2 separate regions of the Mus musculus genome follow, and region 2 is linked to region 1. Evidence: chromatin loops called from intact Hi-C (ENCODE). Cell type or tissue: left cerebral cortex. All regions are shown on one strand.

The links. Peaks named below come from ENCODE experiments on the same cell type or tissue, not always from the same donor. Only the 100,000 strongest peaks of a DNase experiment are listed, where the experiment ranks them.
Region 2: a loop joins it to region 1, with 2.7 times the contacts of the local background. A loop is called at or near these places in 2 of 42 quality-filtered maps.

The regions. Positions count from the first base shown.
Region 1 is chr2:11,741,479-11,749,478 of GRCm38, reverse strand. Fbh1 (F-box DNA helicase 1) reads left to right here. Exons shown (of 21, transcript NM_015792.2): 17 at 345-542; 18 at 990-1,115; 19 at 2,313-2,419; 20 at 5,722-5,853; 21 at 6,446-6,906. The coding sequence ends at 6,616. It overlaps Gm46731, which reads left to right and starts at 4,281. Exons shown (of 2, transcript XM_017319366.2): 1 at 4,281-4,462; 2 at 4,520-5,701. The coding sequence starts at 4,305. The coding sequence ends at 5,225. In left cerebral cortex, no CTCF peak of the experiment used is centred here; no DNase peak of the experiment used is centred here.
Region 2 is chr2:11,591,432-11,599,431 of GRCm38, reverse strand. Rbm17 (RNA binding motif protein 17) reads left to right here. Exons shown (of 12, transcript NM_152824.1): 3 at 1,264-1,380; 4 at 2,637-2,803; 5 at 4,004-4,101; 6 at 5,968-6,024. Among named protein-coding and RNA genes, the nearest start is that of Rbm17, 7.8 kb to the left of the region's middle. In left cerebral cortex, no CTCF peak of the experiment used is centred here; no DNase peak of the experiment used is centred here.

The DNA of each region.
Region 1 (8,000 bases):
CTCCCTCTGAGGAAGAGAGTTTACCTTCTCCCTTCAGGGGCACCTGGGCCTGTGTTTAGAAGTATGCCAGGTTTCTCCAGCTCCTCCTCGGTGGTCTCATTAGTTGCCAGGGTTGTTCCTCTCAGCCACTTCCCCTGCATGCGTCTGCCTGTCTGGGCAGCTGTACACTCCATCTTCTCTGCGGTACTTTTCCTCCTTGGACTGTACTGTTTCAGATCTTTTAATTGATGAGATTCTCGAGCATATGGCTTGTGATGCTCAATTGAGGACAAAGAGGCCACTGAACTGACTTGATCATGGACACACAGTGAGTGACCATTTCACCTGATGTGTCTCCTCCTTAGGAGACCTCATCATTAAAGACAGGTTCATCAGAAGATGGGTGCATAAAGAAGGCTTCAGTGGCTTCAAGAGGTATGTGACTGCTGCCGAGGACAAGGAACTGGAAGCGAAGATTGCGGTAGTTGAAAAATACAATATCAGGATTCCAGAACTGGTAGAAAGGATAGAGAGATGCCACATAGACGATTTGGACTTTGCAGGTAAGGAAAGTGGCTGTTACCTTCCCTCCAAGAGGAGGAGTAGATGGTTTCTTGAAGTATCTTTGCATCTGTACCTGCCAGAAGCTGTGCTCTAAGAGTATAAGTAAATAAGGAAGCGGAGCAGTTCTTTTCCCACTGACTCTTTTTATTTCTATTCCACTTTCAAGCCACTGGAATAGAATTTTCTAGACCTGGCTCTGCCATGTGTAACTTTGGACAAGCTGGAAAGCCGTTTTCTATGTATAGAGTGAGCATGGGGTGTGGTAGAGTTACTTTGGGCAGACTTGAATGGCATACTTTGAGGTATTCCTGTGACTAAATTTTTACTTTCTCAGTCCTTTTTCCTGTGCTCTTTTCCTGTGCTGGGCACACCTTCACAGATGCTAAGTCTCCTCTTGGATTTTCCCCTGTGGGGCCCCCATCTAACTTGCCGTGTTTGTTTTTTAGAGTACATTTTGGGCACCGTGCACAAAGCCAAAGGGTTAGAGTTTGACACTGTGCACGTTTTGGATGATTTCGTGAAAGTGCCTTGTGCCAGGCATAATCTTGCCCAGCTTCCTCACTTCAGAGTTGGTAAGGACACTGGAAGGGGACACAGCTCCTGGGATGTTCCTGCTTTGTAGCTGGGAGGTGACCGCTTTGGTTTCGATGGGATAGAATGGCCTCCTGTTCTAGAACAAATGTAATGCCTAGTCCTAAATTTCTGATTTTTAATACTGTGGTTTTAGAGAATTCAGGCTTCCACCGGGCCTTTCTTTCAGGAGGCTGATAGGTATTAAGTCACTTTGATGTCCCTGTGGACACAACGGCCCATCAGCATCATATACGAGGTGTCCTAGCCTCGTACAAACTCAAAACAATAGTTTACTTACCAATGCAAAAACCTCTGTGTGTTTGTTACTGTTTGCAATGCTAGTGGTTGAAAGAAGAGTCTTGCATGTTCAGGTACAATATCCCAGCCTGCAGAGTACCTGCTTCTCAGTTTCTGGCTTCAGTGGATTCTTGAGGCTTATTGTTAAAGTCTGTACAGTGGTGCTTTTGTTTTGATTTTTAAATCTCAGAATAAAAGCATTTGAGTTTACAAACCAAAAAGCTCTCTTAGTATTTACATACTTTTTTAGACACCTGCTGTGTTGTGATATGGCTTACACATTGCATAGTCCATCCATTCAGAGTGTACACACAGCTCAGTGGCTTCTAGTCAGTTCATAGATTGACTCATCTAGTTTGCTAGGTATTGAGACTTGGAGGTGATAGGTGTGAGGTGGGCATATAAGTGTATTATCATCCTATGATGTGAGTCAGTTCCAGATCAGAGTGAACTCATCCAGACAGACACTGTGGGAAAGTGGGAGGAGCACAGACCTCAGTTCAGCTCCAGCCGGTGGTCAGTAGTGGGGTCATGGTGAGTGACAAAACCTCTGTCAACCTCAGACTTGCCATCTGCCTCACAGACAAGAAGAAAAGGGCACAACAAACATTAGTATCCATTGGCTCCACTGCACGCGTTAGTATCCAGTGGGTTCATTGCAGATTTTGAGTAGTTAACTAAGATTTACTGTGGCAAGACTAAAAAGAAACAAATAGTTTGTATAAGTAGTTATTGCGGGTTTGACTTGTTGTTTTCCGTTTGGCATGTGTAGTAAACCTTTGTATACACAGCTAGCAAACAGTGAGAGGTTTATAAGGAAGCTAGTGGGGAGTTAGAAGCATTTGGATGACAGATGAGTTTACGGGCAGGCTTTTGATTGTTTGCCCTCCTTTGTTTAGAGTCGTTTTCTGAGGATGAATGGAATTTACTGTATGTTGCTGTTACTCGTGCCAAGAAGCGGCTCATAATGACCAAATCCCTGGAGAACATCCTGACTCTGGCTGGGGTAAGAGGACTGGGAAACAGGAGTTACTTTCCTTGTGTTTGAGCCACACGTGATTTGAGGGATCAACATTAGGCCTAAAGAGTCCCTAAGACAGTCTGTCGTGGCAGTGCACGCCTTTAATCTCAGGACAGAGACAGACTGATCTCTATGAATTTGAGGCCAGCCTGATCCACAAATAGAGTTCCAGGACAGCAGGGCTTGTTACACAGAGAAACCCTGTCTCACAGCAACAACGAAGGATGCTGGGTGGAAAGGAACGGCTCCTCGGATGTACAGAGGCAAGGTTCCTGAAGCAGGTAGGCTCTAACAAGTGGTATGAGAATGGGGTCTGTGCCAGACTGTATAGGCTTGCTTAAAATGTCAGCGGTTTTCATATCATTCTTAACTCTGCATGTGCTCAGCTAATTCACGTATCCTGTGGGAAAACTGGCAAGTTTGTTTTCTAAAGCTACACTTCTCCCTTCTGCTTCTTCTGAAATGGCAGCTGCTTCTTGCAGTAGGCTTTCCAAGAAGAATTCACCCTTCTGGGGAACATTAGTCTTTAGGCATTGAGGCCAAGTCCCGTATGGAGACTGAGGAAAGTGAGCTGGTTCATACCCAGTCTTTTATGTAATCCTCAAGCTTTACCCGCCATTAACAACTTCCTTTCCTTGCCTGCCTTATCTCTGTCTCTGTCCTGCTTTTCACAGGCACAGGATAAATGAGTTCAGTCAACCACCCTTGAGTTTGTATTAACAGTTCCTAGGATGCATCCTTCCTGAACCAAAGAGATTTAAGTTGGGAGTTTAAACTGTAAGTGTGAAAGCTGACAGAGGTGCTTTCGCCTTCAGTGTTACATTAGTGTTTAGACCTTTAATAAACCATTCTGGCATATGACAGCTTCCCAGTAGAAGTCTCACGGAACAGAATAATCATTTCACACTGTGAGTTAGGTAGGATTTTACCTTTGGAAGTGTTGAGACGGTAGAGTTGAGAAAAGATTTCATGAAGACTGGAGAGGAAGCTCAGTGGGTAACAGAGCTTGGCCCTGGGAGGAGTGAATAACTTAGAAGGGAACCAAAACTGTCAGCTGATACCACTAATAATGTTGTCTAACATTCTTTTATGTGTGTAGAATCGTTATGAAGCGAAAAGACACAATGAATTTGTGTAGCTGCTCTGGGAGGACTTGACAAAAATCTGTTACTTAAGGAGTTTAGGCTGTCAGTTGTTAGGACTCAGTTGGAACCGGAAGGTTTGTGTCAGCGTTGTTGTCGCCTTCATGGAATGCTTGACATACACTAAAGAACCAAAGGTGATTGTGTTTCAGCTCACAGTTAAGAGGGTTCATCATGGTGGAAAAGGTGTATTGCCGCAGTGCAGCTCATACCTTGTTAGTGAGGTAGCAGAGAAAGAGCTATACAGGGAAGGTCAGGGCCAGGGTAAGCCCCAGATGTGGCCTGCTTGCTCCAGCTGGTTCCCACCTCGTACTTCTCACCACCCCCAGGAATGTCATAGTATGGATCCGTCTATTTTGATTAGACAGGGTCAGATTGTCTTTAGAATTGCCCTCACAGACACATGCAACAGCATGCTTCACTAAGTTGTAGTGAATAGATTCTCTATCAGTCAGCCTGAGACTGAAGACTATCACAGTGATTCTGTTTCTTCTATTCCTCTGTAACACATAGAAAAGTCCTGCAAGAGAGAACCAAATGAATCAAATAGTGGTCACAGATAGTGAAAAGTTCAGTAAGTAGCTTGTTGTTACCTAGCAAATGTGGAGTCCCACTTTAGTGGTCAGAAAACATGTGCAGTCTGCTAATATGTCTATACTGTATAGAACTCCTCTGGAGCCACCCAACCTGAGGTGAAGGGCCCTGGCCTGGTGGCACCTACACTTGAGATGGCTAATGTTGTGTTGGGTGTTTGCTTGCTGTGTGCCAGGCTCTACCCCTCCCTGTGCTGTGGTGTTTCCTCTTTATGGAGACAATGTACAGATAGAAAACTGCAGGAACCTTCTCTGCTGTACGCAGTAGAGACAAGAATACGCAGTGGACACAGGAATACGCAGTGGAGACAGGAATACGCAGTGGAGACAAGAATACGCAGTGGACACAGGAATACGCAGTGGAGACAGGAATACGCAGTGGACACAGGAATACGCAGTGGACACAGGAATATGCAGTGGAGACAGGAATATGCAGTGGAGACAGGAATACGCAGTGGACACAGGAATACGCAGTGGACACAGGAATACGCAGTGGAGACTGGAATATGCAGTGGAGACAGGAACACGCAGTGGAGACAGGAATACGCAGTAGAGACAAGAATACGCAGTGGACACAGGAATACGCAGTGGACACAGGAATACGCAGTGGAGACAGGAATACGCAGTGGACACAGGAATACGCAGTGGACACAGGAATATGCAGTGGAGACAGGAATACGCAGTGGACACAGGAATACGCAGTGGACACAGGAATACGCAGTGGACACAGGAATACGCAGTGGAGACAGGAATATGCAGTGGAGACAGGAATACGCAGTGGACACAGGAATACGCAGTGGACACAGGAATACGCAGTGGAGACTGGAATATGCAGTGGAGACAGGAACACGCAGTGGAGACAGGAATATGCAGTGGAGACAGGAATACGCAGTGGAGACAGGAATACGCAGTGGACACAGGAATACGCAGTGGAGACAGGAATACGCAGTGGAGACAGGAACACGCAGTGGAGACAGGAACACGCAGTGGAGACAGGAATACGCTGTGGAGACAGGAATACACTGGGTCGGTTTGGACGTTGGTGCTGGGGATTGAAGCAAGCCTTGAACGCGACCAGACAGTGCTGTAACTGAACTGCTTCTTCCCTGGGGCAGTGTTTCTTTCAGTTCCGAGGTTCTGCTCACCTGGTTTCTAATTTATGCAGATAAATCTCTGGGTCAAGCATAAGTGTGCCTACAACTTTAGCCCTTGGAAGGGAAAGGCAGGGGATTGGGAGTTTAACCCCAACCTGCACTGCGCAGTGAGACTCTATCTCAAAATAATAATATTGCAGTTGGTAATCGGGTCTGTGAATCCAAAATAGTCCTGAAATATCATGTTTTATCAGTCTCTTTTATAAAAACCTAACAATATTACCAAAAAGCCATTGGACTGTCTGGAGTACTGGAGTTGGGAGCATTAGAAAATGAGGAAACAGACAGTGGCTCTCTGCTGCTGCCTGTCTGAAGGTGTAGAAGGTCCTCCATTGGTAGAGGTTTCAAGCAGAAGGCAGCAGTATTGCCATTCATCTCTCTGTCTTTCTCCTTCACAGGAGTATTTCTTGCAAGCAGAGTTGACAAGTAACGTTTTGAAAACAGGAGTGGTCCACTGCTGTGTGGGGCAGTGCAACAACACCATCCCTGTGGACACCATCCTTACCATGAAGAAACTGCCTATCACTTATGTACGTTCACTGTGGGAGTTAAGTCACTCAAGCACCTTTTCTTGCTTGTGCGTTATGTGTCTGTCTAGGTTCTGGATGAGGGAGGTAATGGAGTCGTTTCTATAATGCTTCCTTCCCCAAGAGTTTTCTATGGAAGCATGGCAGATGTGAGTTCTGCCTTTTTGTCAGAGATGGAACCAATGATCTAAAGTGAGTTGGGTTGGATGACTGCTATTTCCTGGGTGTGCTAAAGACTTCCAGCCTGGGAGGTTGAGCTGTGCTGAGAGACCTCAGAGGGGAGCTGTTTGCCTGGAGGACCTGGTTCAATCTTTCTTTGTTCTTTATCTCTTTCTTATTCTCTGGTGCTAGAAACTGAGCATGCTAGTTGTGTACTCCAGCGCTCAGCAGTCCCTAGTTCTTTATCTCCTGATGGGATGATTGTGTTAGTCCTCTAAAGGACTGGGATGGAGTTGAGTCTAGATCAGTGATCAGTGGGTGTGCACAGCCACAATGAATTAGCATGTTAGCAGATGTGACAGTAATTCGGCGCTTTTTGGTGAAAAATTTTTATCCTTAGATTGTCCCTTACTCTTTTTCTTATCCATCCTTGTAGAGCAACAGGAAGGAAAACAAGGGTGGCTACCTCTGCCACTCATGTGCAGAGCAGCGCATCGGGCCTTTGGCATTCCTGACTGCCTCCCCAGAGCAGGTGCGTGCCATGGAACGCACTGTGGAAGACATAGTGCTGCCCAGGCAGGAGGCCCTGCTCTTCCTTGTCTTCTGAGGCTGTGACTCCACGTGCTAAAGGAGCCATTCTGGGCTGCATTTCTGCTCACAGGAGACTCTGAGTTCAATCACAGCATCTCTGAGGAGGAAGATAGCAACCAGAGTTGGACCTGCCATTTCCCCGTTCCTTACAGAGAGCCAGTTCCCACTTGCCTGTCCTCCAAATGCCTCAGGCCAGGGAACTGGAAGAAGTTCTTTTGATAAAAAAATCATTTTATGTATTTAAACTTTTATTACAAGGTTTCAATTAAACAGGTATTGAGCAGTGGCGTGCCACTGTGAAGTCTAGCTTCAGTACTGTCATTTTTAAGCTTTCTCCTGTCACTGTTCACATCGTCTTCATGCTGAGGAGTGACACAGGAGCAAGCCATAGTGGGTCTTTGTTATTTAGAGTTTACGGAATAGACAGGAAAGTGGCATGTGTTCAGAAGACAGGTATAGAGTGACAGTAGCTGGCTCTCTGAATTTTTTTTGGTACAGCTGGAGATTAAAAACACTTGCAGGAAAGGTATGGTCAGCAGTCAGTGAGAAGAGGACAGGGAGTCACTAAGGGGGAGATGGAAAATTGGTTCCCTCATTACTGTACACAGTGGTATGGGGTGATACCTGTGAGAAAGGTAAGTTCATACAGAAACGACCAGCAAAAAGACCAGAGCACATTGGTGTACATTGCTGTACTGTTTGAGATGTTTGCCAGCTAGCAATTCCTGATGCTGGTGGCTGGTGGCCACCCAGAGAGCTGACCATGCTAGCCTCAACTCAGGCCTTCCAGCATCAGCTCTTAGGGCTCCCTCCAGTTATAGTTTGGATGATATGTTAGGGAAGTCAGAGAAGGTTAGAATGTCAGCAGGATATGACGGCTGATGGGCTAACCCATGGTAACATAGTGGGCTAGTTATCACAGCACAGATAGTTTTCAGGTGACCACCATAGGCATCCCCTAGTTTTTAAGCCACTCCAGATCTCTAGAGTCAGAACTTTGAGCTCATGTCCTAGCAGGCAGTGTTTAGCAAGTCCTACAAATGACCCTGAGATACTGAATTTTGAGAACTTCTTTTGCTATTAAGAAGGTAGAGCCAGTTGTTAGTGCTTAGATGGACATGGGAACTGTGATAGGGTCTCAACATGCCCCCTGCTTTTCCAGATAGCTGACGGCAGCTTTCACTGATAAAGGGAAAATGGGAGACACGTAAAAGCAGTGCTGAGTAGGATTGTGGGGCTCACAGAGGAATCCAAGAAGCATCACCCAGGAAGCATTTGTATGAAGAGCTCTACATTGTTAAGGAACCCCGAGCTAGAAATGGAGGTTTGGGGGTTGCAGCGTAGGTGGTAGGTGAGGTAAATAAATTGAAGGGCCTCGGTGAACTCAACCTCCAGGCATG
Region 2 (8,000 bases), 150 kb after region 1:
GTGGGAAGTTAGGGTTTATATTGTGATTTTTTTTTTTTTTTATGATTCCTGGATGATATGTTGTTTGCTTAAAGCACCGTTAAAGTCCAGAGAGCTCAGACTTCCTGATAAGAGTGAAAGTTTGTACCCTTTAAATACTGAGAATTTAAACTTTCATGACAACCTCTAGTCCACACGGATGGCCATGGCATCTTAGCAACCTGAGAATTTGGTGTTGCTCACCAGCTTGCTGAGATATTCTTTTTTTTTTTTTTTTTTTAAGTTTTTTGTTGTTTTGTTTTTCTAGACAGTTTCTCTGTGTAGTCCTGGCTGCCCTGGAACTCACTCTGTAGACCAGGCTGGCCTCCAACTCAGATATCTGCCTGCCTCCGCCTCCCCGGTGCTGGGATTAATGGCGTGCACCACCACACCCGGCTGGGATATTCTTGTCTATAAGCTTTAACCTTAATCTGAACAGGTTTTGGATATGCGAGAACATAGAGGTATAAGTTAAGGAGACATGTAGAATAAGCAGCATTTGTAATAACAGTGTCCCAGAGAAAATGGAGATGGTATCAGAGAAGGGGGACTGCTGAAGATGGAGAAATCAGAAGTACATTTAGGAAACTGGCAGGGGTGGTGAAATGGCTCGGTGAGTGAAGGCTGATGACCTGAGTTTGATCCCTAGAACCCCATGGTGGAAGGAGAGAGACCCAGGCCTCACACAGATGTATGCTTACCCAATCATGCATGCATACATACATATTAAATAATTTTTATTTGGTTGGGGTAATCATTCTAAACGAAGTAGGGTAGAACTCACCCTCTGGAGACAGAGAGGTGGATCTTAAGGCTAGCCATAAAGTGGTCACATGCACTGTAGACTTTATAGAAAAGTAGAGGAAATCTGTGCTTTTAAAAAAGGGGAAAAGGGGGATGAAGAGGCAGCTCAGTTGGTAGAGTGTTTGCCTAGTTTTCAGGAAGTCCTCTGTTAAATCCCCTGTGCGTAAACTGGGTCTGGTGATGAACAACACTCAGCAGTATGAGGGAAGAGGTCAGGCATCCAAGTTCAGCATCAGCTATGTAGGGCACTGGAGGCTAGCCTGGGTTCTATAAGACCCTCAGAAAATAGTCAAAACACTGATTGTATTAGACTTCTACTGTTTAAGGCTCATTTTATCATAGCCAAAAATTTGTTACAGAGACCAGAAAAGGTGACTTTGTTGCAAGTAGCATGAATTTTAATTTGAAAGTTTGGTGTGTTTTTCTTGTTTCTGATGTCAGAGCCAAAGGACCAAGCAAAGTACAGTGCTTGCTCCGGTCATCGACCTAAAGCGAGGCGGCTCCTCAGATGACCGGCAGATTGCAGACACACCACCTCACGTGGCAGCTGGGCTGAAGGTAAGCCTGCCTGCACCCACTGTTTTTCTCTATTCTGCAAGGATGTTGCTCTTTTTATAAGACTTACCTCATTTTTATTTGTGCATGTGTGTGTGTATGTGTGTGTACACATGGAGGCTGGCGATAGGCATTTGTGAACCCTGTGTGGGTGCTGAGAGTCAGCCTCCCAACTGTCCTCGGATGGAGCAGTGAGCACTGTTAACCTCTGAGCAGCCCCAGCCCCACACAAGGTCTCTTCAGTAGTATTTATTGTTTTCAACCCAAGGCTTACTTAATCACCATCAAAACCTTTGTTACCTAATATAGTTGATTATGGAAATGTCAGGAGGGAAAGGTGGGTAAAAAAGGAAAGCTTGTCCTTTCAATCGTACATACCCCCGGGCATTATAAAATTATACAATGTTAGAATATCTTTCTGTAACTTCTCTGCCTTCTGCTCTCTAATTTGTTTTTACTGACTGTCTATCCATCATGGTGAAAACTATAAAACTACGTGGTCGTGTAAACATTTTTCTGTTTGTGAGTGCTTGGCCTGCATGCTTCCGTGCACCACACGTGTGCCTGTTGCCTGTGCGGTGCATCCCTAGGATAGAGGTGGGACAGTGAAACCTGAGTCCTAGAAAAGCACTCAGTGCACTTAATTATTGATGTGTGTCTCCAGCTCCTGTATGGTCATCTTAATGGTTTCAGTGGATTGCCTCCAGTGGATTACCTGTAACTTAATCCTTCTAACGTACACTACAAGGTTATTTCTAATTGTATGTTAACAGTATTGGAACTATTTTAGAGGAAAGCATTAAAAGTAAAAAGTGGGCATAGTGCTGCATGTCATTGATAGGACCGGCTCCAGGGACGCAGAAGGCTGGGAGGTGTTCAAGTCATCCTTGGCTGTGTGTCTAGTGTGTGGCTCTGTGAGACACTGTCTGGAGGGAGCAAGGAAAGTCTGGGAAATGATAATCCACTTTCACATGTATGTTTGTACAGATGCCATTCAGATGACGAGTGTGACTGTTTAAGCCTCATTTAAGAGATGCTATGTTTGTCAGTGCTTTTCTGTAAATAAGCTTTGGCTTAACTGCCAGGTTGTGCTGCCATCTGCTGAGGGGAGGCCTCCTGGGCACTTGTTGACTCACCAGGAAACAGAGGATCCTTAGATAATCTGGAAGGCCTCTCTTGCCTCATCCTGTGACCTTGGCTTCTGTGAGAAACCTGCAGGATGTGACATGGCACTCACTTAGGGCTTTTTACTTCCTCAGGACCCTGTGCCCAGTGGGTTTTCTGCAGGGGAAGTTCTGATCCCCTTAGCTGATGAATATGACCCTATGTTCCCCAATGACTATGAGAAAGTGGTGAAGCGCCAGAGAGAAGAGCGGCAGAGGCAGCGGGAGCTGGAAAGACAGAAGGAAATAGAGGAAAGAGAAAAGTAAGTTTCCTTTTGATTTGGGAGCAAATGTCTTCTGTCAATGTGTGTTACAGTGAGTGAATTTTATTGTTGTCTCTAGGCCTGAGGTTATGGTTTCAGTCAACAAGGGTTTACCCACATTGATGGCACACTTGAGAAAATTTATTTATAGACTCAGAAAACCTAAAGTATAGACTTTGCATGAATTAGAAAAATAACTTTGAAAACCCACTGGTATCCAGGTGTGGTGGTGCATGCCTGTAATCCCACCCATGTAGTGTTCAAGGCCAGCCCTGTTTCAGAATCAAAACAGCAGACTCCATTGTTGCCATTTTTCCCTGGTTTGTGACTGCTAGAACCACATTTAGAGTATTTCAATGCTATTCCTTTACTGTATTTTGGTTTTGGTTTTTTTGACACAAGGCTTCTCTGTGTAGCTCTGGCTGTCCTGGAAATCACTCTGTAGACCTGCCTCGCCTCAAACTCAAGAACTCTACCTTCCTCTGTCTCCCGGGTGCTGGGGTTAAAGGCTTGGGCCACTATACCTGGCTTCCTTTCCTACTTTTGAGCCAGGTGAAATTACATGTATTTTTTTTTAATTTACTTATAATGTACTTATATAATACTTATAATTTAAAATTATAGGTAATGGGATTATTTCTTAATTTTATTATTTAATTTAATTTATTCTCTCATATATTAAATCCTGACTGTAGTTTTTTTCTCCCTCTCCCCTCCCAGCTCCTGAAATCATATGCCATATTATCCAAAGTTAGATGTCAAAATTTTTTCCCTATGAATTATGCCCATGTATCCATTAAAGTTGTTCATTTTTTTTCTTTTAAATTTTTCTATTGAATCCATTCCCAGAATACATATAAGAATTAACTATTTAAGCCAGGAGTGGTGGCGCACGCCTTTAATCCCAGCACTCGGGAGGCAAAGGCAGGCAGATTTCTGAGTTCGAGGCCAGCCTAGTCTACAAAGTGAGTTCCAGAGCAGCCAGGGCTACACAGAGAAACCCTGTCTCGAAACCCTCCCCCCTCAAAAAAAAAAAAAGAATTAATTATATTCAGTGAACATTTTTCTTTCTTTCTCTTTGGGTTTTTTGTTTGTTTCTTCGTCTTGTTTTGCCAAGAGGAAGTCATAATGACAGTTAAGCTTTATTTGGGCTCTGTCCTAATGTATCAGGGATGGCCATTTGTTACTTTGTCATTACAGGAGGCGTAAAGACAGACACGAAGCCAGTGGGTTTTCAAGACGACCAGACCCTGATTCTGATGAGGATGAAGATTATGAGCGAGAGCGGAGGAAAAGAAGTAAGGCGTGAGCGTGGACAAGCTCGCCCTAGACTCAGCACTGTCCCGGCTTTGCTTTCCCTTTCCCGTGAACATGGTGTATTTCACATTGGTTTGAGTAATTGGGGGGCTGGGCCAGTGCCCTAGATTCTCACCAGTCCACATTCCGTAGCAGCTTTGCTTTATGCTGTTTAATATCTTCTCTACTGTGAACTTTACTAACATGGCGAAACACCTGCTTTGAAACAGCATTAGGTCTACTTCTGCGCTTCTCCTTAATTGAGGCCTGGTCATCTTTTGCCTCTTCTCCAACCCAGAGCATTTCTGGCCAGCCCTGGATGTAGGAGGAGACCCCACATCCGGGGCACATTTGCTGATGACTCCGCTGCATCCGAGCATCCACGGAGCCTCTTTCATGTTCACCTGCTGCCTAAGCAGGGCGATCAGAGTCCGCGGCACTGGGGCTGTGAACCATCCCGTCTTACTATGCTAAATCTATAGCTTGGGTTCTCCTCAGTGGGCACAGTGGTGTGTGCCTGTAGTCCTGGCACTTTAATAGAAACAGGAGCACAAGCTCAAGGCCGGTCTGCATGAACAAAACAGAAAATAACGTTTTAAATGTCTGTTACAAATATGTCTTAAGAAGTGAAATGTCAGCCTCCTTTCTTTAGGGTTATATTTCTAGTTAATGTGCACCACCTGCTCTGTTCATCACCACCCGCTCTGTTCATCATCACCCGCTCTGTTCATCATAGTGCATCTCTACTGGCCTTCATTTCTTTTGTGAAACCTTTTAGGCTGATTGATACAGCATGGTTTTATAACCAATTTCAATTGGTCTTACTATTCCACTGATTAAAGTCACAATACATCTGGGTGAGACGCTTGACACAGGGTCTCCTTCTGGTGCTGGAAGTGACAGCTCTCGGTGACCTCCCAGATTGCTAATGCTAGAGGTATGGCCAGGACACTGTGTATTTTGGGATTCATGTAATGAAGAGTTCCTTACAGTCTGTTCATGATATCCTAGTTGTCATGTCTTTCAGTTTGTGTTCATGTTATCTGACCAGCAGACATGGGCAGGAATGGTGGCACTGCCTAACGTGTTCCTAAGAGCTAGGACTCATACTCCCCAGAGGCGTCCCTGATCCAGCTGTGCTTGCTGGGGCATTGTCCCTGATCCAGCTGTGCTTGCTGGGGCATTGTCCCTGTTCCAGCTGTGCTTGCTGGGGCATTGTCCCTGATCCAGCTGTGCTTGCTGGGGCATTGTCCCTGTTCCAGCTGTGCTTGCTGGGGCATTGTCCCTGATCCAGCTGTGCTTGCTGGGGCATTGTCCCTGATCCAGCTGTGCTTGCTGGGGCATTGTCCCTGATCCAGCTGTGCTTGCTGGGGCATTGTCCCTGATCCAGCTGTGCTTGCTGGGGCATTGTCCCTGATCCAGCTGTGCTTGCTGGGGCATTGTCCCTGATCCAGCTGTGCTTGCTGGGGCATTGTCCCTGTTCCAGCTGTGCTTGCTGGGGCATTGTCCCTGTTCCAGCTGTGCTTGCTGGGGCATTGTCCCTGTTCCAGCTGTGCTTGCTGGGGCATTGTCCCTGATCCAGCTGTGCTTGCTGGGGCATTGTCCCTGATCCAGCTGTGCTTGCTGGGGCATTGTCCCTGATCCAGCTGTGCTTGCTGGGGCATTGTCCCTGATCCAGCTGTGCTTGCTGGGGCATTGGCTTTGGTATCACAGGGAACTGGATTTATTCCACTTCTTCAGATTCATCTCTGTTTGCTCAATTGGAAACAGGAAGCTGTAATTACTTACTACACAAGTGCCAAATTGGTATGCTAATTTGGCTTATTCCTTAAAATATACTGCTAATCACAATCCTTGTGTCTTCACAGGTATGGGAGGAGCTGCCATCGCCCCACCGACGTCTCTTGTAGAGAAAGACAAAGAGTGTATGTGCCTCGCTTTCTTTTATTACCTATTCTCACACAGGTATTTGTGGACAGTGAAGATCCTAAGCTTGACTCTCTTGTGTCCTGAGTTTAGAGCAGAATAGCCTGGTTTTCATCCCTGAAGTCACAGTGGCCTTGCTTCCTGCTATACCTGGGATGCTTTGACAGGGTTTCTCTGTATAGCTCTGGCTGTCCTGGAGCTCACTTTGTAGACCAGGCTGGCCTCGAACTCAGAAATCTGCCTGCCTCTGCCTCCTGAGTGCTGGGATTAAAGGAGTGCGCCACCACGCCCGGCTTCACTTGGGACTTTTTAATACCAGACTCAGAAATACAGAGTTGGTTTGGGTTTTTTTGTTGTTCTTGGGTTTTATTTTTGTTCTTGTTCTTTTGGTTTGTTTTTGTTTTTGTTTTTCCTTTGCAGGGTAAGGTTCAAGACAGGGTTTCTCTGTATAGCCTTGTCTGTCCTGGAACTTAGTTTGTACACCAGACTGGTGTTGAACTTAGAGATCTCCCTGCCTCTGCCTCCTGGTTGCTGAGATTAAGTGCCCAGCCTGAAGTGGAGATTTTTATACAAGAAGATAACTTCATTTTTATTGTTATTTCCATCAAGGTTTCATGTTTGCAATAGGTTCATTTGAAGTAAATTAGAGCAATAATAAATAGTAGCTAACGCCCCTTGACTAGCATGAAGGACAGCAGCAGGAAGTGTTCAAATTCAGGGGTAGCCTGTGCTCTATAGTGATGTTCCAGGCTAGCTTATGCTCGATGAATATATGCAGGCAATACACTCATGCACATAAAACAAAAATAAAGTAATTGAAACAAAACTAAAAGCCATCAATAATCTTTTGAAAATATTTATTATTTATTTTAATTTTGTGTGCATGAGTGGTTTTGCCCATAGCAGATTTTGTAACTGAGATTGAGAGTGTGACTGAGCAGCATTCGTCTACTTATAAACATGACCACCCACTGTCAGGTCTCCTGGAGCTCCTCTAAAACTCAGAAGTTACGGTTGGGCTTTGCCCCATGTTTTGTACGGAGCTGTGCCTAAACTTATAAAAATAAATGGCTGGGCCTGCAGAGATAGCTCAGCAGTTAAGAGCACTCGCTACTCTTCCAGAAGACCCCGGTTCAATTCCTAGCACTCACAGAGTGGATGACAGCCATCTGTTGACTCCAGTTCTAGGGAATCTGTCACCTTCCTCTGTCCTTCATGGGCACCACACACGCATGCACACGGTACATAGGTATACATGCAGCAGAAACACTCATATACCTAAAACAAAAATAAATAAAAGTAAAGCCTGTCTTAGGGTTTCTATTCCTGCACAAAACATCATGACCAAGAAACAAGTTGGGGAGGAAAGGGTTTATTTAGATTACACTTCCATACTGCTGCTCATCACCAAGGAAGTCAGGTCTGGAACTCACACAGGGCAGGATATAGGAGCTGATGCAGAGGCCATGGAGGGATGTTACGTACTGGCTTGCTTCCTCTGGCTTGCTCAGCCTGCTTACTTATAGAACCCAGGACTAGCAGCCCAGGGATGGCACCACCACAATGGGCCTCCCACCCTTGACCACTGATTGAGAAAATGCCTTACAGCTGGATCTCATGGAGGCATTTCCTCGAGGGAGGCTCCTTTCTCTGTGATAACACTAGCTTGTGTCAAGTTGACACACAAAACCAGCCAGTACAGAGTCATCAATAATCTTTTGAAGATATTTATTTTATTGTAATTTTATGTGTATGAGTGTTTTGCCTGCATTGTGCCTGGTACCTGTGGAGGTTAGAATAGAGCATTGTATCTCCTGGAGCAGGATTTATGTAGGTTATGAGCCACTGTGTGGTGCTGGGAACTGAACCTGGTCAGTATGATAGCCAGTGTATGATATGATATACACTGTATGATAGCCAGTGCTCTTAACCATTGAACCACTATTTCAGCCCCAATATTCTTTAATATGCATTA